Linked DNA regions of Homo sapiens: all the other regions are linked to region 4. Evidence: chromatin loops called from intact Hi-C (ENCODE). Cell type or tissue: CD4-positive, alpha-beta T cell. All regions are shown on one strand. Links, peaks and the distances in the headings refer to the core of each region. The heading gives the core; the rest is flanking DNA.

Region 1 (7,382 bases), core at 1,280-6,279, 180 kb before region 4:
GGTTCAAGTGATTCTCTGCTTCAGCCTCCCGAGTAGCAGGGATAACAGGTGCGCACCACCACACTAGGCTAATTTTTATATTTTTAGTAGAGATAGGGTTTCACCGTGTTGGCCAGGCTGGTCTCGAACTCCTGACCTCAGGTGATCTGGCCGCCTTGGCCTCCCAAAGTGCTGAGATTACAGGCGTGAGCCACCACGCCCAGCCTAAGGAGTTGTTTTCTAGAAAAAGGGTTCAATTTGTTGTGTGGCATTCTCGCCCAAGGATAGAGTAAGAACCAAGAGTGGAAGGAACAGAGAAGGAAGTTTTGCCTGCATTTCTGGTAATTTGCAAAGCCCATTAATTTCCTAAAGACTACAGGAGTGCTGAAGTGAAGAAACTTGCTTAATTTTGTTTAACCTAAGTGTATCTGACCCCCAATTCTCATAACCCCAGTTGATATCTCAAAGGCCACTAGAGTCCATGTAACCCAGGTAAGAAGTGCTGTTCACAGGAGACTTTGGTATTTTTCTCTATCATAATGTATCATAGAAAGGGTATTACAGGGCTGGGCACCGTGGCTCACACCAGTAATCCCAGTACTTTGGGAGGCCGAGGCAGGAGGATCACTTGAGGTCAAGAGTTCGAGACCAGCCTGGCCAACATGGTGAAACCCCATTTCTACTAAAAATACAAAAATTATCTGGGAGTGGTGGTGGGCATGGGTAATCCCAGCTACTTGGGAGGCTGAAGCAAGAAGCAAGAGAATCACTTGAACCCGGGAGGCAGAGTTTGCTGTGAGCTGAGATCGCACCATGGCACTCAAGCCTGGGCAACAGAGTGAGACTCTGAAGGAGAGAGAGAGAGAGAGAGAGAGAGAAAGGAAGGAGAGGAGAGGGGAGGAGAGGAGAGGAAAGGAAAGGAAAAGAAAGTCTATTACAGTATTACACTGGTGTTCAAAGCAAGTGTGCCTTCTCAGAAAAACAATTAGATCCTTAACCTTGAATATGAAATGAAACTTCTTGTCTTAGCTTGGATTCTCCTAGAAGCAGACCACAAGACAAAAATATGAGCACAAATTTGGGGAGTACGGAGGGAGATGCTCTCAGGAAATACCGTAAGAAAGTGGGAAAATGAGACAAGAAAGAGAAGGGAAGCTTAAAAGGGCGAGTTATGGGCCGGGCAGATCACGAGGTCAGGAGATTGAGACCATCCAGGCTAACACGGTGAAACCCCGTCTCTACTAAAAATACAAAAATTAGCTGGGCATGGTGGCAGGCGCCTGTAGTCCCAGCTACTCGGGAGGCTGAGGCAGGAGAATGGCGTGAACCCGGGAGGCGGAGCTTGCAGTGAGCCGAGATCGCACCACTGCACTCCAGCCTGGGCGACAGAGCGAGACTCCATCTCTTAAAAAAAAAAAGGGTGAGTTATGAAACATGTTACAGTTATGGGCAACCGAGGCACCATCCCACTGGAGAGCTCTGTGAGAAAGTGTAGACTGCACTTTGGGGTTTAGTCGTACATCACACACACACGCGCGCACGCGCGCGCACACACACACACACACACACACACACACACACGGTATTTATCCTAAACTCTTTTCCATCTTTGGCTGAGGGCTGCTGCCAGGGGTGTTCACTCTCTGGCACTTCCTGCCTGCCCTGCCCGCAGCTGAGCGCCAGTGCACAGGCAGACTCACAGGTGCTTGCGGTTGGAGGCCTTAGTCTTGTACTGGAAGAGTGAGTGCCAAGGGAATGTGAGTAGGTCAAGGTCAATGTCTGTCACATGTTTGAATTTTTTTTTTTTTCTTTTGAGATGGAGTCTCACTCTGTCGCCCAGGCTGGAATGCAGTGGCGCGATCTCAGCTCACTGCACCCTCCACCTCCTGGGTTCAAGCAATTCTCCCGCCTCAGCCTCCCGAGTAGCTAGGACTACAGGGGCCCGCCGTGATGCCCAACTAATTTTTGTATTTTTCGTAAAGACGGGGTTTCACCATGTTGGCCAGGCTGGTCTCAAACTCCTGGGCTCAAACCATCTGCCCGCCTCGGCCTCCAAAGTGCTGGGATTACAGGTGTGAGCCACTGTGCCTGGCCTCTCTGAATTCTAAACATGTCTTTTCTACTTTCTTCTGTGCTCCAGTGTAGTTAAATATACAACCCTGCTGGTAAATTATTTTTGAAGATACTAAAACAAGCTATTTTTTTACTTCTATTTTTTTTTAAGTTCAGAAGACCCCTGAGAATGACCAAGTGGGCTGCAGTAAGATGGGGCATGCTGGGAAGTACTGGCACCTCAAACCACCTTCCCCTCGGCCTCTGGAATAACACTGATGCTAGTGAGACAGGCACAGCTGCAGATACATGGGTCACAGACCCAGCTTCTGAGCTGAGAGCAGTCCAATATAGCAGACAGCCCGTGGCATCTGACATATATGGCAAAGGCAGCTGACTGACCGTGGGACACAGGCAGCATTAGGAGGGCCAAAGATGGATGAACAGAATTCCCTAAAGGTGCTCAGAGCATCTGATGGAAATCCAGGCTTAAGCAATGCTTAGAGAGCCAAGAGGACAGACAGGCAATGGGTGACAGAGTCATCTGTCTCCAGTAGTTGGAGCCAATCACCAGGAAGGAGTTTTGGCAGCATTCTGGGTTATGGCAAGGAGCCTGCCAAGACTAAGTCAGGAGCCCCAGCCTTAGAGGGCATTAGGAGGCAGACAGGGGCCTAAGGCATGGCCTTAAATACAAGGAACAAATCCAAGACCAAGAGAGGGTCAAGAGTAGAACTGTAGCTAAGAACATGTAGAACTGTAGCTTCCAGTTAGGGAAACAAAAACCCCAAGGTCAAGACAATATAAGCAGCAAGGATGCCCTGTTTCCAGGTCCCAGCATATGGGGCTAGGGTTCCTGAGAGTCCAGCTAAGGCCAGAATTTGTCCTAGAGCTGAGAGAAGGCTGCACCAACAGATGGACATCAAGTGGTCCTAGCAGTAGGAGATGAAGTTTTTTGAGACCATGGTCAGGCAAGGCCTGGCTCTCTACTGTGATGTTTGCAGCCAGGTGGTCAGGGGTTCTTGCCAACCAACCCACTCATCCATCCCAATGCCTTCATGGCCTTACACATCCCCTCATCCTCTTGCCCCACTGACGGCCACCCTAGGCCTTTGGAGCCCTTGAAAAACAGTGATTATGATCCTGTCCACTGGCCTTGAAATTGGCTGACTTCTGGGATGGAAAATATGGCAGCCAACCATTCCTGTGACACCATCCAGAGCCTCCGCCCTCTGTAATTCACAGGGATAGAATCTGCAGGTCATTCGAAAGGGCCTCTGTTTTTTGTTTTATTTATTTATTTAGAGACAGAGTCTCACTGTGTCCTGAAGTGCAGTGGCGCGATCTCGGCTCACTGCAACCTCCGCCTCCCAGGTTCAAGCGATTCTCCTGCCTCAGCCTCCCGAGTAGCTGGGACCACAGGCGCCCGCCACCATGCCCAGCTAATTTTTATGTTTTTAGTAGAGATGGGGTTTCACCATGTTGGCCAGGCTGGGTCCTCTGTTTTTTAATATTTAAAATCATCTCTCCCCAAATTCCTAAGCTTACATGGCGTTAATGGCCCCTTCTCCCCCTTTCCCTTCAGATGGCACTGTACATATCTATTTTGGTCGGCTTCCTGTTAAAAGTGCTTCCTTTTCTCTTTCTACTTACTCATCTTTTCCCCTCTGCTTGTTTATTTGCTGGGGTTTTTAATTTTTTTTTTCCCTGAGTTTGACCTCAGCCTGCTGTCCCCATCCCCCATGCCCACACTCCTAACCCACAATAAGATTGGGATCTTTTCATTTATACTAAACACATCACCAGCTCTTTATTCTTCGTGGCCCTTTCCTACCCTTATTTCCTTTTCATTTTGTTTCGGTTTTAATCCTTCATTACCCAGCTTTTCCTGGCAAAGGTCCAAGACCAAACTGCATATTTTTCTAAGCTTTCTCTCTTTCAGTTCTTCTTTCCTTTCTCTCCTCCACCCCTGGCTTCCTGAAAGTCTGCCTCGGGATCCACATTATGTCTTTGTTTTTGCCAATAACAAATACTTCATTTACTGTTTTGAATAAACGCTGCTTTTCAGTTACTGGAGCGCTTGCTCCTTCTCTGAAAACACTGTATTGGAAGAATCAGATAAACCTCACTGATATTTTGATTGAAATATTTCTGCATTCTCTTCGCAGAATTCCAAGTATGTGGCAACACGCGTGTTTGGAGCCAGACTTCTGAGAAGATGCCCTCAATCACCCACAGCCTCTTTATGAGTTTTCCCCTCCAATGTGACTTCAGTTATTAAGATGTCCCAAGTGATTAGACTCACCAGCAGCCTCCTAAATACTCAGCCAAGGAAACCTGATATGGTGGGGAGAGGCTGTTCGGGGGAGATTACTTGGCAGTGGTAAAAGTCAGAAGCCTTATGTCTGCAGAACTTTGTTCACTTCTCAGAAGTCCTTTGACTGTGTGATATGAGGAAGTCACTCTAAATCTCATTGTCTCTTAACTGCAACACAGAGGCAACAATACCCCATTACAGGAACTCTGTGTGAAAAATATTACAAAATATTAACAAAATGCTTTGAATTCCTTGTATATTTCACCACGTTAGATCTAGCAAACTACCATCCCTCATCTGGGGCAGAGAATTGTTAAGTGTGGTTAGGCCAGCCAGAGGGCAGCCTCAGGCAAGTCCCTGTGAACTTACTAAGGCAGGGAGGGACAAGGGCAGGGGCAAGTTTGGGGTTGGTACAAACCCCTCCCTCTGGGCCTATTCCAGGAATCCAGGAATATTTCTCTAGCAACCTATTATTATTATTGTTGTTGTTGTTTTGAGATGGAGTCTCACTCTGTCACCCAGGCTGGAGTGCAGTGGCGCTATCTCGGCTCACCGCAGCCTCTGCCTCCCGAGTTCAAGCAATTCTCATGCCTCAGTCTCCCCAGTAGCTGGGATAACAGGAGCCCGCCACCATGCTCGGCTAATTTTTGTATTTTTTGTAGAGGTGGGGTTTCACCATGTTGGCCAGGCTGGTCTTGAACTCCTGACCTCAGGTGATCCACCTGCCTTGGCTTCTCAAAGTGCTGGGATTACAGGCGTGAGCCTCCGCGCCCAGCCAGCAACCCATTATTTTATACATCTGAGAGCTCATGATTTTCCACAATCCATTTCTTTCTTTCTTTCTTTTAAGAATCGGGGTCTCATTCCGTTGCCCAGGCTGGAGTGCAGTAATGCAGTCATAACTCACTGCAGCCTCAAACTCCTGAACTCAAGCAATCCGCCTGCCTCAGTCTCCCCAGTAGCTGGGATTACAAGTGTGCACCACCACACCTGGCTCAGAGGCTATATTTCTTTCTTTCTTTCTTTCTTTCCTTTTTTCACGCTTAATTCACTTTATTTTTCTTGTGTAAAAACCCTATGTTGTAGCCACAGCTGGAGCCTGAGTCCGCTGCACGGAGACTCTGGTGTGGGTCTTGACGAGGTGGTCAGTGAATTCCTGATAGGGAGACTTGGTAAATACAGTCTCCTTCCAGAGGTCGGGGGTCAGGTAGCTGTAGGTCTTAGAAATGGCATCAAAGGTGGCCTTGGCGAAGTTGCCCAGGGTGGCAGTGCAGCCCCGGGCTGAGGTGTAGCAGTCATCGATACCAGCCATCATAAGCAGCTTCTTAGGCACAGGTGCGGAGACGATGCCAGTGCCCCTGGGTGCAGGGATGAGGCGCACCAGCACAGAGCCGCAGCGGCCTGTCACCTTGCAAGGGACGGTGTGGGGCTTGCCGATCTTGTTCCTCCAGTAGCCTCTGCGCACGGGGACAATGGAGAGCTTGGCCAGGATGATGGCCCCACGGATGGCGGTGGCCACCTCCTTGGAACACTTAACACCCAGACCGACGTGGCCATTGTAGTCCCCGATAGCAACAAACGCCTTGAACCTGGTGCGCTGGCCGGCACGGATCTGCTTCTGCACTGGCATAATCTTCAAAACCTCATCCTTGAGAGAGGCCCCCAAGCAAAAGTCAATGATCTCTGATTCCTTAATGGGCAGGGAGAAGAGATATATCTCCTCCAGGGACTTGATCTTCATGTCCTTGACCAAGCGGCCCAACTTGGTGACGGGCATCCACTCCTTATCCTCGGCCTTGCCTCCGCGAGCTCCGCGGCCTCGGCCCCGGCCCCGTCCACGGCCGCGACCCCGGCCCCGGATGCCACTGCCGAAACCTCCGCGGAAGCCACCGCGGTTCCCCATCCCAGGGCCACCAGGGCCTCCGGACCCTCCTCGCTGCACCGGCGTCATCCGCCATTTGGTGTTTTCTCTGAAAAGAAGCTCTTTTTTTTTTTTAAATAACATCTTTTATTTGTATACAATTACAAATTACAAACTTGTTTTATTATGGTTTTTCTTATTTATAAAAAAATTTTTTTAGTCAACTTACTCCCTTTTATTTATTTACCAGTAGTTTGCTCTGACAGAATAAATTACAAACTATTGTTTTGCTTAATCCTTTTAACCACCATGTCAGGCACACAGATTGGAGGATATTAGCTCCCATTTTGCAGACAAAGAGAGGAAACACAGTACCCATATTTAGTGTAAGACAGCTGGGATATAAGCCTTGGGCTTCCATAGTCACAACTGCTTTTTTTCCATAACTTTGTAATACATCATTTGAAAGTAATCTGATTTCACAATGTTTTACAGCGTAAGAGTAGCATCTATAGCATCTCTTCTTGGAAGTTTACCTCTGGAGAGAACCAATCTAATTACCTCATAAGCTGGCACATTTTAAAGCAGTTACACCTCTAACTTGATTTCCCAGCTATGCTCGAGGGTCCCAGGAACCAAAATTGCAGCCAAACTGATCTGAAAGGAGCAGGGAATAGAATGGTCAAGCATGTCTCCAAGTTTAACCTAGGCCTGGGACATCCTCACCAACTGCTCAGATGGCAAGTAGGGGGCAACTAAGTGAAGGGAGTAGCAGGAAGACCCACTTGGGGTGGACACTGATGAAAAACACAAGCAGTATCAGACCCACTGTTTTCAGGATTAAAATCCCCAGATGCCCAGTTGCTGGTATACTATCTACTATGTCATTACCAGCAGGACAAAGGGTAATACTTATGAAGACTAGAATATGCAAGGAAAAAATTAAGCTGCCTGCCTGTCTGGGGCCTACAAAGCCAAACAGTGCTAATTTCATCCATGCCAAACACAGAAAATTGTTCATTCCTTCCTGATTTGGGTTTTAAGGAAGAGTGCTGATCATCAGAGAAACCAGGTAATTCTATCCTGAAGCCCAAGGGAAGAAATAGTGGCCATTTCCCAGTTATAGATGGTGCAGGGGGCAACACTATCTGCCACCATGAAGGGAAAAAGCTATCT
Region 2 (7,382 bases), core at 792-5,791, 240 kb before region 4:
AAGGTCCATTTTCATATCTTATTACGTAGGTAAATAAGAAATCTATCCATAATAATGGCTTGTCACATTCATGTAGTGCTTGGCCTTTATAAAAGAGAATGCAGATCTATTGCCTTAATATTCACAGCAACCCTACAAGGTAGGTGTTACTCTCGTGTTACAAGTGAGAACATTAAGACTGGTAAAGGAGAGGTGACCTGCCCTGCCTGAGCTTACACAGGCACTACATGAAGACAGGGATAGCCCAAGCCAGGGCTTGTGACTCCAGATTTATTCTCCCCCTCCCCCACCTCCACCAAGGGTAGGCCAAGGTGGAGATGTACCAAGGCAGAGAAAGAAGAGCCTGGGAAACTTCTGCTTGCTGTTCTGGGATGTGAGCTTTGGAAGATACCAGAATGGGTTTGAATGGCAAATCTACTACCTATCAAGTGCATGATTTGGAGTTAGGTTATTTCACCTCTCTGGACCTTAGATGATAACATCTACTTCTTATGGTTCTTGTGAACATGACATCCAATAGCCATGTGAAATGCCTTTTAAAGCATAAGGCTTTAAAAGGATATTGGTTTTCTTCTCCCTTTGAACAAAGCCTAAGGAAGTCTAAGGAAGAGTAGGTGGGGAAGGACAGTAAGCCAAGTGAAGGGTGGAGGGTTCTGAGTAGCTGATAAGGATCATGGTGGCACATTGGACAGAGTGAAACATGGACCTTTATCAAGTCAAGGCAGTTTATTCCTCCACTACACAGACTGTTTAGTCTGTTTAGTATTTGGAAAGAACAATTTAACCTCAGCTGCAAGACTAGGCTAGAGTCCAGGTTCTAGTATCTAGTAGCCAGCTGTCTAGAAATAAGGGAGGAAGGTAAATTGAAAGAACTTAAAACCACGGGTAGGGCTTTCCATGTCAAAAGTTGGAAATTATTCTATGAAAGAATCAGGAAAACTGGTCATGCCGAGGGATTCTCCCTACCTTTACCTCTTTTTAAGTGTTTCCAGCACGTTTTTGTGTGTGTATTTTCAGTAGTTCAAAATGATGAAGTCTAGCAGACACTATTGGTTACCTCCCCAAATCATTTCACCTTGCAGAAACACCTGGCCATGTGCTCAGGGAAGGTACTCCCCCAACACCCAATTCCCAGACACTTAGGGTGATTTCATTCCTCTAGTCTTTGATCAGTTTAAGCATGGGCATGTGATCTAAACTTGGTTAATGAATCTGATGGGGGAATCTTGGGAAAGTTTTGCTCACTCTTAGAAAGGGACACAAGACTGGAAACATTCCTCCCTTTTTTGCTCCCCCTCTCAATGCTATTTTGTGAGAATGTGACGCCTGGAGCTACTGAAGCCATCTTGTGATCATGAAGCACAAAACCCACCATACTGAAGATAGGGAAACAGTAAGAGAAATATCACGTAAGTCCTTGATAATGTACCACTGAATTAGGCAACTCTGGTATCACCTACATCTAGACATATATAAGTTACTAAATGCCATGATTGTTAAGCCAATTTTAGAGAAGTATTCTGTTTACAGCCAGAAGCAAACGTTTTGCGTAACCAAAATAGCAAACATTTTTGTACTATATTGTTCCTTTTTACACTATTAATGCTCATTTATTAGATGATGTAATTAAACCTACCAATAGAGGAGAGAGAACACAGGGTTCTACTGTAGGAAGAGACAAAGGAGGTCTTAGAAATGGAGTGAAAAGGTGGCCAAAAAAGGATGAGAAGATGGAAGGAATTCCCTTCACCAGATTGGAAGAAGAGCTAAAAGTAAGCTATAGCCCCGACACGGTGGCTCACGCCTGTAATCCCAGCACTTTGGGAGGCCGAGGCGAGTGGATCGCTTGAGCCCAGAGTTTGAGACCAGCCTGGCCAACATGGTGAAACCCCGTCTCTACTAAAAATACAAAAAATTAGCAGGGCATGGTGGTGGGTGCCTGTAATCCCAGCTACTTGGGAGGCTGAGACAGGAGAATTGCTTGAACCCGTGAAGCGGAGGTTGCAGTGAGCCGAAATTGAGCCACTGCACTCCAGCCTGGGCGACAGAGTGACACTGTCTCAAAAAAAAAAAAAGAAAAGAAAAACAAAAAACATGAAACATATCATTTGCCCATTTTCCATTGTAATAAATGTTTTAGTTCAAAAATAAAAAGAGAATCACTCGAGAAGTGCAGGCACAAACTTTGGTTTGGTCTCTCGTATTTGTTTGGTAGTTACCTTAGACAATTGATTTCTGCTGGCTCAGCCATGGCTAACTACAAACTAGCACTAAGGGTTTATCAGGATGATGGGTTTAAATCTTGCTTTGCCACCTTTAATGGTTTGACCTAGGGCAAGTTCTTTAGCTCTCTGTGCCTCTGTTTTCCCGTCTAAAATGGGGATAATAATGATACTTATAGAGTTGTGATAAGACTAAAATGAGAAGGTCTGTGTTCAGAATGCCTGGCACATAGTACTGAGTAAATGTTAGCCCTTATTGTTGTAATTGTTATTACAGTTTCCATGCTATCTAATCCTTTTAATGCAAATGTGCAAATAACTTAATATGCATATCATATTAAAGGGACCTTTAAAACAATGAGGCCGGGCGCAGTGGCTCACGCCTGTAATCCCAGCACTTTGGGAGGCCGAGGCAGGCAGATCACCTGAGGTCAGGAGCTCAAGACCAGCCTGGCCAACTTAGTGAAATCCCATCTCTACTAAAAATACAAAAATTAGCCAGTGTGATGGCATGTGCCTATAGTCCCAGCTACTCGGGAGGCTGAGGCAGGAGAATCACTTCAACCTGGGAGGCGGAGGTTGCAGTGAGCGGAGACGGTGCCACTGCATTCCAGCCTGAGCAACAGAGCAAGACTCCATCTCAAAAATAAATAAATAAATAAAACAATATGAAATGAGTTTGCCAGTGACTATTTACAAAAGCAGAAATCTAAGTGCTAAAGTTTGTTGAATTGAGTGGAAGGAAAATAAAGGCCCATAGTTATGGTATTAAGTAGACCTCAATTAAATTGATATTGCTGTCATTTGTATGTTATAACCATGATTCAAATACTGGGGAAAGAATTATATTTCATGTAAAAAGCTTTTACAGATGTTAAGATGTAGAGTCTATCCTCTAGGCTTAAAATAGCTTCTTTCATAATTTTTTAAACATATGCATTTTCATTCAGGACAGCAGGGGGCAGCTTTATTAGCAATGTTGATCAGTTAAACAGTAAGTTATCGTAAACATCTTGTACTGCACATTTTACCCTAATCGGGTGGAGTCAACAAATATGTAAGTGATATCTCTGTTTATATATTGTCAATAGTATTTATTTGCTTAATAAAGCTCCCGATGTGGCTGGTAATTGGAAACGCTGACTGAGTCAGTTTTCTTTGTACAAAATGCAAGACTTAATGCAATTTTATCATAACCCTGAGTCACAAAACCCGTTTTAAGCAAATTAATGGCCACCGATGGAAATAATCAAAGAGTGCCAACAAAAATTTCAATTAGTCATTTCACCAATATTCCCCCATCTTACACTTAGTCCTTTATCTTGCTATATCATCACAGTTTTTACAATTCAAAATGGGGTCTTTTATTTGACATTATTGGTGTTGATTGGTGGTATATTATGACACATTTTTAAAATCGCAAAATGGCCGAAGTTTCATTACATTTTAATTAGCATAATCAGCACAATATAAAACACAGTGCTAGGATTTCTACTCTCCAGTGTTCAGAAAAGCAGCTTAGTAAGTTAAGAGAGTGTATGTGGAAAGACAATTTAAAATACATTTTTGTCTTTATTATGTTCTCTGAAAATATAATTTATAAAATCTAATTTTCTAGTTAGCTCAGATTTGCAACTGGCAAGAATTAGGATCCCTTTAAAATCAGGTAACAGATGTGTCTAAGTTTGAGTGCAGATGACTCAGAAAGGCAAAGCTGAGCTCTTTTTAAGCTAATATTTTTTAGGTAGACATTTGGAGGCTTTTTTCTCTCTTGAATAAAAGGGAGGAAAAAGGCTCTGATGCCTGGTAAAGTTGAGAAATCTCTGAGTGGTCTTTATGATCCTGGAAGTGCTTTGCCTCTGTTAAAAGATTTAGTGTGAGTTCAAATACGCATTCTTGTCAAGCCTGGAGAGCTGGTGATTAGGAACCATTACAACTCAGTGACTCTTTCTATTTACATGTAGATGTTTCTATTCTTCGAAACATTCTCAGATTTTCTGTGGTCTTCATTTAAATCTTACTTTGGATTCCTTCAGAAGCTGACTGTGAGACAAGGGCTCGAGTACAAATAGTTTATTTGGGAGGTGTATTAGTCTGTTCTCACGCTGCTAATAAAGACATACCCAAGACTGGGTAATTTATAAAGAAAAGAGGTTTAATTGACCCACAGTTCCACATGGCTGGGGGGGCCTCACAATCGTGACGGAAGGCGAATGAGGAGCAAAGTCACATCTTACATTGTGGCAGGCAAGAGAGTTTGAACAGAGGAACTCCCATTTATAAAACCATCAGATCTCATGAGACTTACTGCCATGAGAACAGTATGGGGAAAACCGCCCCCATGATTCCATTATCTCCACCTGGCCCCACCTTTGACACGTGGGGTTTATTACAGTTCAAGGTGAGATTTGGGTGGGGACACAGCCAAGCCATATCAGGAGGTGAAGGAAAACACCAGTAGAGGAGTCAGGAAACAAGTCCACGAAGAGAAAGAGTTAAAGGATGGGTTATCCAGCAAGATAGAAGAGTGGCCCACTCTGGGCCTAATCCCACTAAGGAACTATGGGATATGGTATAGAACATGAGCCTCAGAGTCATCCCACATTAGGAGCGAGGGAGCTGGAGTATTTATACACTAACAAGCCATAGTCTTTGGTTGAGGGCTGCTCCTGGGGTTGTCAAATCCTTGACACTTCCAGCTTGTCAGCTCTGGGCCAAGCCCTCAAACAGATACAACAAATGGGGCACACTGAAGTGGTAAAGCCTGAGGGTGTGTGGATAGGACACCAAGAGCATCTGCTATAGGTTACCTCAGAGGATTTCTTTCTTTCTTTCTTTTTTTTTTTTTTTTGAGATGGAGTCTTGCTGTGTTGCCTGGGCTGGAGTGCAGTGGTGCAATCTCGGCTCACTGCAACCTCTGCCTCCCGGGTTCAAGTGATTCTCCTGCATCAGCCTCCTGAGTAGCTGGGATTACAGGCACCCGCCACTACGTCCAGCTAATTTTTTGTATTTTTAGTAGAGATGGGGTTTCACTAAGTTGGCCAGGCTGGTCTCGAACTCCTGACTTCGTGATTCACCCACCTTGGCCTCCCAAAGTGCTGGGATTACAGACGTGAGCCACTGCACCCGGCCACCTCAGAGGAGTTCTATAAGAAGTTAATTATTGCATATAATTTAGAATAATGCATGGCACAGAATAAGGATTAAATGTTAATTCCATTGTTTTGATAACATTGGCCTTCTTTTGTTTTCATGGCCAGAACCTGTGTCTACAAAAAATAAGAAAAGTTAACCAGGCATGCTGGCACCAGGAGTCTCAGCCACTCAGGAGACTGAGGTGGGAGGATTTCTTGAACCCAGGAATTGGAGGCTGCAGTGAGCTATGATCACACACTGCATTCCAGCCTAGGCTGCACTCCAGCAAGACCCTGTCTCAAAAAAATAAAATAACAAAACAAAAAAACTTTTCCCACAACAGCGGGGACCAGTAGTACTATACTACATAGGGAAGGGAGACTAGTCAAGTAATCCTTCAGAATTTTTGTTTTGTTTGAAATCTCTTAGGGGATTTTTCTAGCCCTCTCTAGAGCTTGAAGGGACAAATTTTGATTTTAAAAAAAGAGAGAGGGAAAAAAACCCACATATTTCATCCCCTAATGAGCTCCCCCCTGCAGGGCACTCTATCTGGGTGGATATTTTTATCAGATGCCAGGTAATTCTCGTGCAGCCTGGCCTAGACCCACATTCAGAAAACAATGGCCCCAGGATAAGGGTCCAACCCTCAGGGCAGCGTTCAAAGCCCTCCTATACTCAGCCCCTCCCCACCTCTTTGGCCCCCTCTGCTGGCCCCCCTTGCCTAAAAACATCAGCCCCAGCAACACAACAACCTGCAATGTCTTTTTACCCCTCCCTCTACCTAGCTCATTTCACCTGGCTGACTCCTATTAATTCTTATTCAATGTTTTCCTCCATTTCAGCTCCAAGTTCGGTTACATACCACTCCTCTGGACCCTGCCAATGCCCCATGCATACCTCTGTCATTGCACTTATCTCACTGTGTTAGAATTATCTCTAGGTCTGTGTCCTTTAATAGACTGAGAACCTTGAGAATGGGAACCATATATTAATAGTATTAATCCATGCACCTCCAGTATGGTTGACAGGGTACAGAAAGAAGGAAGCTGGGGAGGGAGGAAAAAAGAGAGGGATGGTGTTAGTTTGGGTCTTCAGAGAAGCAGACCCAAAGATGAGATAAAACACGCAAGAGATTTATTTAAAAAAATGCCTGTGAGAGAAAATGTGGGAGGGAGATGGAAAAGACTGGAAGATCTATCAGACTTCGTTGCAGGTCTGACTTGTGAAGGAGAGAGAAAAGGAAGGAAGGAAGTTTGCATGGAAGCATCGTACACTGCAGTTCAGTCTCAGAAAGGTTTGGCGGCCAGGCGCGGTGGCTCACGCCTGTAATCCCAGCACTTTGGGAGGCTGAGGTGGGCAGATCACTTGAGGCCAGGAGTTCGAAACCAGCCTGGCTAACATGGTAAAACCCTGTCTCTACTAAAAATACAAAAATTAGCCAGGTGTGGTGGTACACGCCTGTAACTCCAGCTACTTGGGAGGCTGAGGCAGGAGAATTGCTTGAACCCAGGAGGCTCAGTGAAACCCAGGAGGTTGCAGTGAGCCAACATTGTGCCACTGCACTCCAGCCTGGGCGACAGCAAGACTCTGTCTCAAAAAACAACAACAACAACAACAACAACAACAAAAAGATTTGGCAGGGCCAGTGGGGAGTCCCTGGGCTAAAGTTGTTGGTCAAAGGAGTTTCCATGTCTCTCAAGAACAGGCCTGCCTCAGTATCCCTGCTGCACTCAATCATTGCCCGGGGGCAGGCTGTAGGAAGCATGGTCTCGGCACCAATGTGATGATGGATTTCAGAGGCTGAAGCTGGGGCCCAAGGTCAATGGCACTTCCAGTGGTTAGAGATTTGAGAGGTGAATTCTCATGGATGCTAAAAAAGGAGGAAAGGAAGGAAGGAGGGTGGGACTAATAAACCCACTTATGGAAAGTCTGACAGTTTGTATGGTAACATGCTCACAGGAAATCTGGCTGTTCGGACGCAGGGTAGGGAAATGCAAAAAGCACAGGAGTCGAGGGGCATCTTGA
Region 3 (7,382 bases), core at 1,530-6,529, 110 kb before region 4:
TCCAGCCTGGGCGACAGAGCGAGACTCTGTCTCCAAAAAAAAAAAAAATTTAATTTAAAAATAAGGGTCTCCCAGGCTGGTCTCAAACTCCTGGCCTCAAACCATCCTCCTGCCTCTGCCTCACAATGTGCTAGGATTACAGACGTAAGCCACCATGCCCAGCCTTTGTACCTAAACTCTTTATCTTCTCACTCAAGCAGCCCTGAAAATTCCAAATGCCTCCTGCTTATTTTTATTTTTTATTTTTATTGAGACAGAGTTTCGTTTTGTCACCCAGGCTGCAGTGCAGTGGCACAATCTTGGCTCACTGCAACCTCCGCCTCCCAGGTTCAGGCGATTCTCCTGCCCCAGCCTCCCAAGTAGCTGGGATCACAGACGCACTCCACCTTGCCTAGCTAATTTTTGTATTTTTTATAGAGATGGGGTTTTGCCATGTTGGCCAGGCTGGTCTCGAACTCCTGACCTCAGGTGATCCACCTGCCTCAACCTCCCAAAGTGCTGGGATTACAGGCATGAGCCACTGCGCCCAGCCCCTCCTGCTTATTATTTAATCCCTCCCAAATCCCAGGCAGCAGCTTCCTCCTTAAAACATCTTCTTCATTTAGCTTCGAGAACGCTACATTCTCCTGGTTTTCTTCCTCACTCACTGGCTCATTCTCTTCATCCTGACCTCTCAGCATCAGGGTGTCCCAGTATGCAGACTTTAGATCTCTTCTCTATTATTGCTCACTCCTGCATGAGCTCACCCAGTCTAACGGCTTTAAATACCCTCTATACACTAATGAGTCTCAAATTTGTATTTTCTGTCCTGACCTCCAGACTCATGTGCCCAATTGCTCCACTAAAAATACAAAAGTATTGGATAGAACCTAAATAACCCAGTTTGAATGGTTATTCTGTATCTCATTCTTTTTCTTTTTTTTCTTTTTTTTTTGAGACAGGGTCTCACTCGGTCGCCCAGGCTGGAGTGTAGTGGCACACTCTCGGCTCACTGCAACCTCCACCTCCCGGGCTCAAGCGATGCTCCTGCCTCAGCTTCCCAAGTAGCTGGGATTATAGGTGCGCACCACCATGCCCAGCTAATCTTTTTGTATTTTTAGTAGAGATGGGGTTTCGCCATGTTGCCCAGGCTGTATCTCATTCTTAATCTGTCCATAATTAAATTCTGCATTATTCCCAAACCTGCTCCTGCCTAGCATCCCCCTTCTTAGTAAATAACGGCTCCATTCTTCCACTTGCTCAGGCCAAAAACCTTGAAGTCATCCTTGACTCTCATCTTTCTATTACAATTCACATTTGACCTCGTAGCAAATCCCTTCAGCTTTGCTCTTATAGTGTTATTGCCTCTGACCACTTCTCACCTTCTCCACTGCTGCCCTGCCCTGGTCCAGCCTCCTGACAGCCTCCTGGATGGACCACTTGCAATAGGTCTTAATTGGTCTCTCTGTGTCCACTCTTGCCCAGCTGTAATTTACTCCTCATGGATAGCCTTTCAATATTTAAGCCAGCAAAGGTCATGTTCCACTTCAAAACTTTCCAATGGTTTCCCACCTGACTTGACCCAAATCAAAAGCCAGTGTGATCTGTCCCCTGGCTTTCTCTCCAACCTCAGCTGCTATCACCCTCCCTGCTTGCTCACCATGCTCCAGCCACATTGGTCTCCCTGCTGTCCCCTGAATAAAGAAGTTCATTCTCAGGAGGCTGAGACGAGAGGGTCGCTTGAGCCCAGGAGTTCAATGTTACAGTGAGCTATGATCATGCCACTGTATTCCAGGCTGGACGATAGGGTGAGACCTTGTCTCAGAAACGAAGTTCGTAAACTTCCTTCTCATCTTCGGCCTGTGTATTACTTTCTCCGCTCCTGAAATGTTCTGCCTTCAAATATCAGCATAGTTTCCTGCCTTTGTTCATTCATGTCTCTGACCCAACGGCACCTCCTCAAAGAGGCCCCCCCTTGACCACCTTATCTAAAAATAGCACCCATATTACTCTCTAATCCTTGACGCTGCTTTATTTTCCCTCTTGGTACTTAATCTGACATTTGGTGACATTTTTCATCTTTATATTTATTTATTTATTTATTTTGAGATGAAGTCTCGCTCTGTCGTCCAGGCTGGAGTGCAATGGCACAATCTCAGCTCACTACAACCTCCACCTCCTGGGTTCAAGCAATTCTCCTGCCTCAGCCTCCCGAGTAGCTGGCCTTACAGGCACGTGCCACCACGCCCAGCTAATTTTTGTATTTTTAGTAGAGATGGGGTTTCGCCATGTTGGCCAGGCTGGTCTTGAACTCCTGACCTTGGGTAATCCGTCCACCTTGGCCTCCGAAAGTGCTGGGATTACAGGCGTGGGCCACCGCGCCTGGCCCATTTTTCATTTTTAGATTGCCTCTTTCCCCCATGAGGGCAGGAACCTGGTCTGTTTTGTTTATTGCTATATTCCTATTATCTGGAAGAAGAACTGACACAGAAGGGGTGCCACAAATTCTTGTTAATTCTCTTCGTTTACGTTATGCAAGGTTCAAGTTCTTCCCAAATAGAATATAGCATGGAAGTTCTCGCAGGTGCTCTCTCTCCTCAATGCAAGACATGGCCACCTCTGAGATACAGTTGGCTCACCCCTAAAATGCTAAAGCCCAGCGATCACACAGGCGCACATATTAGAGCACTTCCTTCTCATAAACTTCCAGAAGCAGAATTACTAGATCATGAGCTAAACTCCCAAATTAACCTCCTGAGAGGTCAATGCTAATTCCTTTCCCATCAGCAGTACTCCATTACGGTGTACTCTGGGCCTTCAGGCAAATAATAATGATGATGATGATGATGTTGATGATGATGATGATAGTGTCCTCTTCACTCTTTGTTAACTGGAAAATAAACAGATCTTTTTAGTGGCAGGGAAACTTCTGGGTTATCAGGACTAGTGAGGTCCTGGGATGGGCTTTTAGGAGAAAAGAAGCTCTTCTGGCAGCTTCCATCTCTGAAATTATGTCCCCACCAATACTGTAAATTGTTTCCCCATGATGCCAAGTCATGTTTATTCAGGAATTCATTCACTTCATAATTCCTTTTGAGTATGTATTTTGTACGTAAACTCCAAACTTTTGCCAAGCTCAAGAATATTCCTTGAAATAAAGGAATTTGGCCAGGCATGGTGGCTAACACCTGTAATCCCAGCACTTTGGGAGGCGGAGGCGGGCTGATCACCTGAGGTCAGGAGTTTGAGACCAGCCTGGCCAACATGGCGAAACCTCGTCTCTACCAAAAATGCAAAAATTAGCCAGGCACAGTGGCAGGCGCTTGTAATCCCAGCTACTTGGGAGGCTGAGGCAGGAGAATCGCTTAAACCTGGGAGGCGGAGGTTGCAGTGAGCCGAGATTGTGCCGTTGCACTCCAGCCTGGGCGACAGAGCGAGACTCTGTCCTCCCCGTCCCCGCAAAAAAAAAAAAAAAAAAAAAAAAAAGGAATTTATAACTATCCTGGCATTTAGCAGTTTACAGGGGGGTTTCACTTCCGTTTTCTCATTTGGACCATGCAAAAGCCAACTGAGTACAATTCTGCCCATTTTACAGATGAACAAACCAGAGGCACAGAGGAGAGGGATTTGCCCGAGGCTACACAATACCTGTGAGTCACAGCCAGGACTAAGGATCCTGTGAGCTTCTCAGCACATGCCACTCCTTCCTACAACACCCTGCCAGGTCCACCACCTCCGTAAGTGGAGAATCTTAACGAAGGGCGACCTATGCACGCACCTGACTTCTGAGCTGAGGAACAGTAGAATGAAGGAGTTATTTTTAAATGGCTTTTACCGAGCCTGTGATGTCATTTCATTGATCACGCTGGGAGATGCGGTGCTGAGTTGTGCTATGGCAACTCGATTAAGGCTGGGAACTCCATTTCCTAGAAGCCCCTCCCTGCTGTGTTTCCGGGTTAGAGTTGGCCAAAAGAGAACCTTGTGCAAGAATTGTAGGGCGGAAGGCGAGCAGCAGTCACTGCCCCTGGCAGGTTTCCCGTCAGATACAGTGAAGGACAGAAACAGAGGGGCCCTGAGAGGCCCTGCAGCTCCCGGTTTATCCGGCTCTCTCCTCTGCTCCCTCCCAGCTAACATTTCCTGCTGTTGGCTCTGCTACCCAACAGCTGCCTCGGGCCCACCACCAGGGGCTTGGCTGTCGCCCCACATGGGGCGGGAGCTACGTAGAGGCCACAGCTCCCATAAACCTCTCCACGAACTCCCCCTCCGCGGCCCTGCTTCGGTGGCTAGATGTGCTTTGGCTTCTGGAATTTTCCTGCAAGCTCTGATTTGTCCAACTGCACCAGTGCTTCCGGCAACGGCTAGTGACTCTCTGATCTTCTGACTCCTCCTTCCAGACATTCACTTCCCCAGCTCTTCCCACAGCTGTGAACGGTTTTATTCCTAGAATACTCACAGTGGCTCTGTTTCCCTGGCTGAATCCTGTTACGATACTTACAGATTCTGCTTTACATGAAAAACAGCATAAGAAAAAAAAAATGTTCTGGAGTGTAAGGCAGAATTCCACCTGATACTTAGAATCTATATATCTCATGTGCTTGATTTATAGATTGGATATGTGGGAACTAAGGAAAGAAGATTATTCAATGAACCAGTGGAGGAAGAATCGTGTATGCTTTCAGTGTAGACCAAACTGGGGAAATAGATGAGAAAGGAATAACTGAAAAGACATAACCTTCTTTATCTTGTTTTTCTAAGCTCAAAAGATGGAAGAGGGGAAGGAATTGGTAGTGAAGCCATTTTTGTAGTCTGGAAATTTTCTGTCAAGTTTTACATAATTCCTTAGGGCATACCAAAGAAAATAATCAGTCCTGTCTACCCTCTAAGTAACTATCTTCTCTTGAAAGAGAAAGGAGTGATTCTTATTTAGGAAATCTAGTTCTTTAAATATAAAATACGAAATTGAGCCTGGGCAACATAAGGGAGACCTTGTCTCTACTAAAATTCAAAAAGAATAAAAATTAGCCAGGGGTGGGGCGCAAGCTGATAGTCCCAACTATTTTGGGGGCTGAGGTGAGAAGATCGCTTGAGCCCAGGAGGTTGAGGCTGCAGTGAGCAATGATCTCACCGCTGCACTCCAGCCTGGGTGATACAGTGAGACCCCATCTCAAAATAGATACATTAATTAAATTAAATGTGAAATTACACGTGAACAGGAGCAAACCGATGTTCAAGGATTCTTAAACATTATAAAACCAACAGGACAATATCTACCTGGTTAATGCTGAGGTGAATAGTCAAGGCTCTAATGTTAATAAATAAATACATCAAAGATCTTTTCCTTTCTCTTCCTTATTGTAGCCTCCTCTCTTTGCAACAGAGAAAGGAGGTCTTAGAACAGTTTCCAGTGGAGAAGAATTTTGAAATTCAGCGTTTTCTTCCTAGCAGTCTGTATGTATGTGAATGTTCTATGCCATTGTTCTTTCAAAATCATACTTGTTTGTCTCCCTCTTCCACCCTCACGCAGTGAGCGTTTTCACCCAGTGTCTTTAAAACATGCCTGCCTCAGGTGGCTGGTCACTTTATCAAATAAAAGGTGGCTGGCTTTGCCAATTTCTTTTCCCTACTCTGCATTAATAAGCCTGGCTCACAGTGCAGTAGAATTTTATTTCCACCAAGCAAATACAGATTGCTTTCTCCTTGGCTGCTTTTTAAAAGTCTTCTCACTCTCACTTGTGTCTAGATCATCCACCCATCCCTGCAGCACTAATGCTGACAGTGGCCAAGAGTATGAAATGTTCTCAAGCCAGTCCTGAGCCCGCAGATTCCTCCTCGGCCACTGGTCACAGGAGTGCACAGGGGGACCACTGTGCAACCCAGACAACCACCAGCTCATCCTCACAAAGAAGAGATCGTCTCCACTCCTGGGACCCCCTGAGACTCCCAGGGACCCAAACTCTTGGCTCTTGGCTCTGCCTGGAGTTTTATCTCCAGCTTGCTGGGTTTACTACCAGAGTCCTAGTTCTCTAGGGCTGCCGTAACAAAGTACCACAAACATGGTGGCTTCAAACCACAGAAACGCATCCTCTCGCACTTGTGGAGACCAGGCATCCAAAACTAAGGTGTCCACAGGGCTGTACTCCTTCTAGCTTCCGATGGTTGCCAGCAATCTTTAGCATTCCTTGGCTTATGTCCGCATCACTCCAATCTCTGCCTCTGTTGTCACAACTCCTCTGTGTAGCTGCATCTTCTCTTCTGTCTCAAGTCTCTCTCTGTCTCTCCCTTTTTTATTTTTATTTTTATTTTTTTTGAGACAGGGTCTCGCTGTCACCCAGGCTGCAGTGCAGTGGCGTGATCATAGCTCACTGCAACCTCTAACTCCTGGGCTCAAGTGATCCTCCTGCCTCGGCCACCCAAAGTGCTGGGATTACAGGTGTGAGCCACTGTGTCCAGTTTATAAGTTTTATGAGTTTATAAGTGCCCTAATAAGGACACTTGTCATTGGAATTTAGGGCCCACCTAGATGATCCAGGGTGATCTCCTCATCTTGAGATCCTTAACTTAATTACACCTGCAAAAACCCTTTTGCCAGATAAGGTCACATTCACAGGTGCCGGAGTTAGGAATGAGAACACATCCCTTGGGGGCCGCCCCTCAATCCACCAGGCTTTGTCTGCCTGGACTCAGAAGTATTTCCTTTCCAGTTTTTTTTTTTCTTTTTTTTTTCGATACGGAGGCTTGCTCTGTCGCCAGGCTGGAGCGCAGTGGCGCGATCTCGGCTCACTGCAACCTCTGCCTCCCGGGTTCAAGCGATTCCCCACCTCAGGCTCCCTGGTAGCTGGGACTACAGGCACGCGCCACCACACCCGGCTAATTTTTTGTATTTTTAGTAGAGACGGGGTTTCACCATGTTGGCCAGGATGGTCTCGATCTCCTGACCTCATGATCCGCCCGCCTCGGCCTCCCAAAGTGCTGGGATTACAGGCGTGAACCACTGCGCTTGGCCTTTCCTTTCCAGTTTTAAAGAATTTTCAGGCCAGGTGTGGTGGCGTGGTGGCGCGTGCCTGTAATTCCAGCTACTCAGGAGGCCGAGGCACGAGAATTGCTTGAACCCAGGAGGTGGAGGTTGCAGTGAGCCAAGATCGTGCCACTGCACTTCAGCCTGGTGACAGAGCGAGACTCTGTCTCAAAAAAAAAAAAAAGAATTTTCTGGCTGGTGCTAAGGTTCACACCTTTCACGCCTGTAATCCCAACGCTCTGGGAGGCCAAGGCAAGAGGATCTGTTGAGCTCAGGAGTTCAAGACCAGCCTAGGCAACATAGTGAAACCCCTGTATCTACAAAAAATTTAAAAATATCCAGATGTGGTGTGCATGCCTGTAGTCACACCTACTCTGGAGGCAGAGGT
Region 4 (7,382 bases), core at 772-5,771:
TTTTCTCCCCGTTTGAATTTATAGAGAACAACAGATTCTGTAGAGAACCTTCATGGTATAGTTGGAAGAGCCAAGGGTTTTAGAGTCTTAACGGAAATTATTGTGATCTTGTATAAGCTCAGTGTACTTAATCTCTTAGCTTCTATTTATGTCTGTTAAATTGGACTGATGGCTGTATGAGATAGGTATTATGATTAAATGAGATTATACAAATAAAGCACCTACTGTTGTGCTTGATACACAAGTAAGTACTTAAAACTTTTCAAGAATAATATACAAACTAAGAACTGGAAAGGAGCCACAGAGAACTTTTGAATGGAATGGAACCAACAAGTCCACAAAAGAAAAAAAATCTTTAGCATAAATACTGAGACCTGTTTCGCCTTGCCCACAGGGTGGTTATGGACCATAGTGTCTAAATATAATTGATTGTGAGGTGTATGCTACAAGTAATTATAAGCAATTAAATAATTAGTTAAAATAGTAATGTTTGCAAATGAGATTACCTAAAAATATTAGAGTCAAGATTATCCCCTTAATAATTATTTTCACTCACATTTCATGTGTTTTCGATTGAGGCACCAAAAGAATCCTTGAAGTCCAGCATATAAGCTATTAATGTTTGCTGTTTTTATTTTGTGCTCTGCTTTATACAGTTTTTGTTTTTTGGCAATTTCTCTGTGTCCATAGAAGTGTGTCAAACCTGTGATAACCTTATTTTAGTGTCCTTTCTCATGCTGTGGTAGAAAAACTGCTGTGTAGGTTACTTTTTCTTCTAGACAACAATGCACTAAAATTTTGTCTTTAAAAACATAATTGAATCTGTCATAGCAACAGCATGTTCAATTTAAAAATTCAAAAAGATCTAAACTTGGCTTAAAAATACGTTTTTTTGTTGTTGTTTTTATTTGAGATGGAGTCTCGCTCTGTCGCCCGGGCTGGAGTGTAGTGGTGCGATCTTGCTCTCTGCAAGCTCTGCCTCCTGGGTTCACACCATTCTCCTGCCTCAGCCTCCCGAGTAGCTGGGACTTCAGGCACCTGCCACCATGCCCGACTAATTTTTTGTATTTTTAGTAGAGACAGGGTTTCACCGTGTTAGCCAGGATGGTCTCCAACTCCCGATTTGTGATCTGCCCGCCTCGGCCTCCCAAAGTGCTGGGGTTACAGGCATGAGCCACCGCGCCTGGCCAAAAATAAGTATTTTTGTACTCTAAAATGGTGGGCATTTTGAAAGAAAGCTTAGCTGAAAAGATGCTGCTTACTGGATTGTAATAAACATGAAACAATTGATTTATACATTCACATTATAATTTTAAATCAGTATATAGTTGACCCTTGAACAACATGGGTTCAAACTGTGTGGTCCACTTTCACTGCAGATTTTTTTCAATAAATATATTGGAAAATATTTTGGAGATTTGTGACAATTTGAAAAAAACAGGATAAACTGCATAGCTTGGAAATACTGAAAAAATTAAGAAAGGTGTGTCATGAACGCGTAAAATACATGTAGATAATAATCTATTTACTACCATAAAATATACATAAATCTATTATAAATTTAACATTTATCAAAACTTAATGCACACAAACGTTTTTATAGACCACATGTGGTGCCACGTGCAGTTGAGAGAAATGTGAACAAATGTAAAGATGGATTAAGTCATAACTGCATAAAATTAACTAGTACATTCTCTACTACTGTAATTTCATAGCCATCTCCTTTTGCTACTGCGATGAGTTTGTTGTAAGTATCCGATGAAAATATGTGACGCTGATCTCTGCATGAGCAGTTCATCTCTCCAGTAAATGGTCTATCATAGTAAAAAATGATCTCTCATGTTCTCATGTATTTTTCATCATGTTTAGTGCAATACCATAAACCTTGAATAACATTACGGGACTCATGAAGTGTCACTAGTGGTGCTGGCGAACAGGCTCCCAAGAAGCAGAGAAAAGTCATGACGTTATAATGTTCTGCAAAGTTTCTTATAAGAAAAAGTTGAATTGCTTGATAGGTACCATAGATTGAGGTCTGAGGTCTGCAGCTGTGGTTGTCCGCCATTTCAGATGATTGATCTTGTAAACAGATGATGTAATTTTACTTTATTGGTAAAAACAGTACAGTACTATAAATACATTTTCTGATTTTCTTCTTTCCTTTTTTTTCCCTTTTCTTTTTTTTTTTTTTGAGACTATCTCACTCTGTCACCCAGGCTAGAGTGCAGTGGTGCGATCTTAGCTCGCTGCAACCTCCACCTCCCGAGTTCAAGCGATTCTCTGCCTCAGCCTCCCTAGTAGCTGGGATTAAAGGTGCACACCATCACACCTGGCTAATTTTTTTTGCATTTTTTATTAGAGACGGGGTTTTACCATGTTGGCCAGGCCGGTCTCAAACTCCTGACTTCAAGTGATCCGCCCGCCTCAGCCTCCCAAAGTGCTGGGATTACAGGTGTGTGAGTCACCACCCCTTCTGAGTTTCTTTTTTTCTCTAGCTTGCTTTATTGTAAGAATACAGTATTATAATACATGTAACAAAATATGTTAGTCGCCTCTTTATGATCAGTAAGGCTTCTTGTCATCAGTATGCTGTTAGTAGTTAAGTTTCTGAGGAATCAAAAGTTATTTATGGGCCGGGCGCAGTGGCTTATGCCTGTAATCCCAACACTTTGAGAGGCCGAGGCGGGTGGATCACGAGGTCAGGAGTTTTAGACCAGCCTGGCCAACATAGTGAAAACCCATCTCTACTAAAAATACAAAAATTAGCCCGGCATTGTGGCACCTGCCTGTAGTCCCAGCTGCTTGGGAGGCTAAGGCAGGAGAATCACTTGAAACCAGGAGGCAGAGGTTGCAGTGAGCCGAGATTGTGCCACTGCACTCTAGCCTGGGCAACAGAGCAAGACTCCGTCTCCAAAAAAAAAAAAAAGAAAAAGAAAAAAAAAAAAAGTAGTGAGGTCTGGCGCCCTCTACTGGTGAAGGCTAAGTATAGCTTGTGTTGTACAGTTAGGTCTCTTGTCTCTAGTGAGTCAAATATTTTAATGGAAAAACAAGGGTTATAGATGTCGGTTAAACATAGAAATTTGAAAGGAAGAGAAGTAATTCCCTTTGATTGTTGGTGCATAAAACCGGAATAGGCAAAATTCACAAGTCAAGATTAATTTCCAAGTCAAGATAATTTCCATGTTTGAGCTTAAGGATGATCTATCAAATTGTTTTCTAAGAAACTCATTTCACTTTGATGTCCAGTAAAGGAAATAATCTGGTAGGGGGTTGGAGTTGCTGTTGCTTGTTTATTGTCTCTATCCCCAGTCTGTAATGTTCCACAAAAGCAGAGATATTTGATGCACTGTGTACTTCCATATATTCTCCTATGATTAGAACAATATGTGACCCATTGCAGATGCTCAGTACACAATTTTTGAATGACTAAGCTTTGAGTTTTTATTTAAACACCTTTTTTTTGGATGAAAAGAAAAATTGAGAGAAGAAAATCTTAAGTATCCTAGGATCATATGTAGAATCAGAGGATTTCAACGTGCTGTATAAAAGGAGAGAGATTCTGGAACATAGGGCAAATTTTAGCAGAGTTGGGATAATGACTGGGTAAGAAAGGATAATTCTTTGTTCTAAAAGGGATTTCTCTGGTATTAAGGCCCTGTGTGAAAGCTGCTGGAGAAATTCAGTTCTGCAAAGTTTAAAGTAAATGGTTTGCTGTTTATGGAGTACTAGATTACTTAATGCAGTCCAGCCTTTATCTAGGTAAAGGTGATGCTTTTCCCATTGTGGAAGATGTTAGGATGCTAAGTTTGAATATGAAAATGTGTTGTGTGTTGTAGAGGCAATCAAATCACCATTTTGGTTGTATTTCCCATTGAGAAAATTAAAGATGCTTCTGTTTGTGTAATAATTTTGTTTTTATGAAATAAAGCGTAAAACTTCATGTGGTAAAATTTCACACTGTGATTCATTGTATTTGAGCATGCCTATGGAAAGTGATTGTTACTGTGTCAAATATTGAATGATTTGAATAATTACTAAGTTGTTCAGTTGTGTGTAGGATACTGCTGCTTTGACTTGGTAGAGAGCTTGTTCTAGCCCTGCTAGGTATGCCTAAATCTCTGTGACATAAAAAACAGGCTCTTTTAGAGTTGTGAGACTGCTACTTGAAATCAGGCAAAGCTGTGTGATTCCCAGCTGTTTCCACCACTTGAGTATTGAATAGGATTTATTAAGAAAAGTAGTGGTGTTATTCTTGGATAACTTAGTTGTATCTGTGATAAGTTTTTTTCTCCCACTCAAACCTTTCCAAATTATATCTGAAGGCAATATTTTCAGATTCATTCCTGAAATATTTAGGAACTCTGCACAGTACATTGTAGAAAGGGAAAAGAAAATTTACATTTTTTTGAGAATTACTGTGCTTGCTATTTGTGAGACTCCTTTTATTAAAGCAATTCTCATGGCTTTCTTTTTTTTGTGTGGGTAATAGCATCTCAATTTTAAATACCTGGAAAAAGAATGAGAGAGGTTGTTACTTTCTTTTTAAGATAGGCAGATTGTAAGTGACAGAAGTTGGATTTTGAATGAGTTATGTTTGAATCCAGAAATTATTTTTAATTGCTCCATGCCTATTTCCTGCTCTTTATCTTGCATCTTAGTGTGCTGAGGGAAAGGGATCAAATTCTTATGTGGTAGTAGAGAGATGCAGCAGAGTATGCTATGCTGAGACCTGACATACCTGCTCAGCAATACCGGAAATATAGAAATGAGGACAGCTTGTCGGGTAGAAGAAACAGAAACCAAGAGCTAGAAAGGCGAGACTATATAAGAGATAGGGATAGCAAGCAGCTTGAGGCTTTTGCTGATTGAGTGTCCTGTCATAAGCAGAAGATGATTTAGTTCTGTGGTCTTAGAGAAAGGTGTTTTGAGAGAGGAGTTTCACACTGCCGCTTTTCCCATTTATCTTAGTTATTTTGTTTAAAGGGATAGTCCCTTAGTTATCCACATGATACTTTTGTCTAGAATAATTTATACCATGACTTTTGCCAGATATTTCTGATTTGTGTATAGATGGTTACTGAATTCATATAGATGGAAGGATATTGTGCATAAAAATATGAGAATATAATTTTGAGGTATTTTAGCTCAAATGATCTCCAAATGCTAAAAGAACTGCAAGGTAAGGGAACAGTGAGTACTCTATATATACAATTTTACTGTGGGAAAATATACATAAAATTTACCATTCTAACCTTTTTTTTTTCTTCTTCTTTTTTTTTTTTTTTTGAGACGGAGTTTTGCTCTGTTGCCCAGGCTGGAGTGCAGTGGTGCGACCTCGGCTCACTGCAAGCTCTGCCTCCTGGGTTCACGCCATTCTCCTGCCTCAGCCTCCCGAGTAGCTGGGACTACAGGCGCCCGCTATTGTATGTTTATTAGAGGTGGGGTTTCACCGTGTTAGCCAGGATGGTCTCAATCTCCTGACCTCGTGATCCGCACACCTTGGCCTCCAGAAGTGCTGAGATTACAGGCATGAGCCACCACGCCCGGCCCTTTTTTCTTCTTTTTTGAGACGGAGTCTCACTCTGTCATCCAGGCTGGAGTTCAGTGGCACCACCTCGGCTCACTGCAACCTCTGCCTTCCGGATTCAAGCGATTCTCCTGCCACAGCCTTCCGAGTAGCTGGGATTACAGGTGTGCGCCACCACGCCCAGCTAATTTTTGTATTTTTAGCAGAGACAAGTTTCACCATGTTGGTCAGGCTGGTCTTGAACTCCTGATTTCAGGTGATCCACCTGCCTCAGCCTCCCAAAGTGCTGGGATTACAGGCGTGAAACACCGTGCTCGGCTGATTTTAACCATTTTTAAGTTTGCAGTTCAGTGGCATTAAGTACATTCACATTGTGGGATGCTTACCATCATCCATTTCCAGAACTTCTCTTCTTTCCAAACTGAAGCGCTGTACCCCTTAAGCAATAACTCCCCATCCCCCCAGCCCCTGGCAACCATCATTCTACTTTCTGTTTCTGCAAGCGTGACTAATCTGGGTACCCGTGTACTTGGAATTATGCAGTATTGTTCTTTTGTGAATGACTTATTTCACTTAGCATGATGTCCTCAAGGTTCACCCATATCGTAGCACCTGTCAGAATTTCCTTTCTTTTTAAAAAATACTAAATAATCCACTGAACATAGGTACCACATTTTGTTCGTCCTTGTATTGCTTCCTGGAAAGACTTTTAAAAGAGACACAGTATTGGCTTAGTAGACAAGGTGATCTCCCTGGCCCCCTACTTGCCCCACACTTGGGAATATATAGTCGCTAACCTCATCACTCTCAGGAGGAGATGGTAGGGAGTGGAGGTTGTATTTATTTTCGGGAAAAAAAACAGACTCCCAGGTGGTGCTGATGAATCCATCTCTTCCTACCCTTTTGTGAATAGTTGAATCTGTGTTCAAGATTCCCAAGTTTTGCCTGAATTCTAGACGTGTAGAGCCAACTCTCTAGTGGTTTTCACCTCAGTTTCAATGTTAAGAACTGTACGAACTGCCACTCTACCCCTTTCCTTGGAAGAGAAGTGGACGGGAAACCTGGAGTCCAGGATTATATAAGCCAAGGAAGCTCAGAGTTTCAAGAAGGGAGAGGTGGTCAGTGTCTAATGATGAGAAGAGGGCAAACAGGATGAATATTGAGAAGCAGTTATTTGATTTGTCAGTAAGTAGAACATTGATCTGTGGACCTTCTTCTCATGCGTCCCCTAATGCACATACTCAAAAGCTTTGTATGTAATTTTTAGGGGAATTAATCTTGAAGCCCATCCCTACGTCTCGATTAAGACCTTCTGGCTTAAAGCAGTTTTAGTTTTAGTAGCTTTGGATGGAGCCAGGTGATGAGAGAGAATGGACAAAGTGGAAGGTGAGATGGGCGGGGCATGGTGGCTCACATCTGTAATCCTAGCACTTTGGGAGGCCAGGGAGGAGAATTGCTTGAGCCCAGGATCTCGTGACCAGCCTGGGTCTCAAAACAACAACAACAAAAAACCCAAAATTTACAACTTACCTACTTTGTCTTCATCACATTTATTTAAAAAGAAAGAGAAGGGGGAAATGGAGACAGTCTTACGACTTGTGGGAAAAGGGAAGGGCAGACACTGGTGATTTTCAGTAGGGAAGATTCAAGCACAGGCTGGGAAAAGATTGATTGGGGATGATGATGATTGGAGCATCATCCCTTGGAGAGGGTATACAATGGGATCATGACCCCAAGCTGAGGGACAAGAAAAAGAAGAAACTGGAGCAGATTTGAAGTAGACAAGAATAAAGTTGAATTGGTTAGCTAATATTTTGAGTGCCAAGAAAATAATTATTCACATATTAGCCAGGTG

What was found. A loop is a pair of places that touch in the nucleus more often than their neighbours do. Peaks named below come from ENCODE experiments on the same cell type or tissue, not always from the same donor. Only the 100,000 strongest peaks of a DNase experiment are listed, where the experiment ranks them.
Region 1: a loop joins it to region 4, with 3 times the contacts of the local background. A loop is called at or near these places in 20 of 110 quality-filtered maps.
Region 2: a loop joins it to region 4, with 16 times the contacts of the local background. A loop is called at or near these places in 65 of 110 quality-filtered maps.
Region 3: a loop joins it to region 4, with 4 times the contacts of the local background. A loop is called at or near these places in 13 of 110 quality-filtered maps.

The regions. Positions count from the first base shown.
Region 1 is chrX:40,929,562-40,936,943 of GRCh38, forward strand. It overlaps the pseudogene RPS2P55. Among named protein-coding and RNA genes, the nearest start is that of USP9X, 150 kb to the right of the region's middle. In CD4-positive, alpha-beta T cell, for the core only: no CTCF peak of the experiment used is centred there; a DNase peak (open chromatin) is centred at 3,890; H3K4me3 peaks cover 923 bases; H3K27ac peaks cover 928 bases.
Region 2 is chrX:40,874,874-40,882,255 of GRCh38, forward strand. No RefSeq gene overlaps it. Among named protein-coding and RNA genes, the nearest start is that of MED14OS, 140 kb to the left of the region's middle. RefSeq lists an enhancer at 3,521-4,394. In CD4-positive, alpha-beta T cell, for the core only: a CTCF peak has its summit at 3,204 (motif pointing right); a DNase peak (open chromatin) is centred at 3,208.
Region 3 is chrX:41,006,377-41,013,758 of GRCh38, forward strand. No RefSeq gene overlaps it. Among named protein-coding and RNA genes, the nearest start is that of USP9X, 75 kb to the right of the region's middle. In CD4-positive, alpha-beta T cell, for the core only: no CTCF peak of the experiment used is centred there; a DNase peak (open chromatin) is centred at 3,895; H3K4me3 peaks cover 1,003 bases; H3K27ac peaks cover 1,049 bases.
Region 4 is chrX:41,112,310-41,119,691 of GRCh38, forward strand. The region is part of intron 1 of USP9X (ubiquitin specific peptidase 9 X-linked); the gene reads left to right. Among named protein-coding and RNA genes, the nearest start is that of USP9X, 31 kb to the left of the region's middle. RefSeq lists a silencer at 2,341-2,473 and an enhancer at 4,734-4,793. In CD4-positive, alpha-beta T cell, for the core only: a CTCF peak has its summit at 2,971 (motif pointing left); DNase peaks (open chromatin) are centred at 2,032, 2,982 and 4,802; H3K27ac peaks cover 723 bases.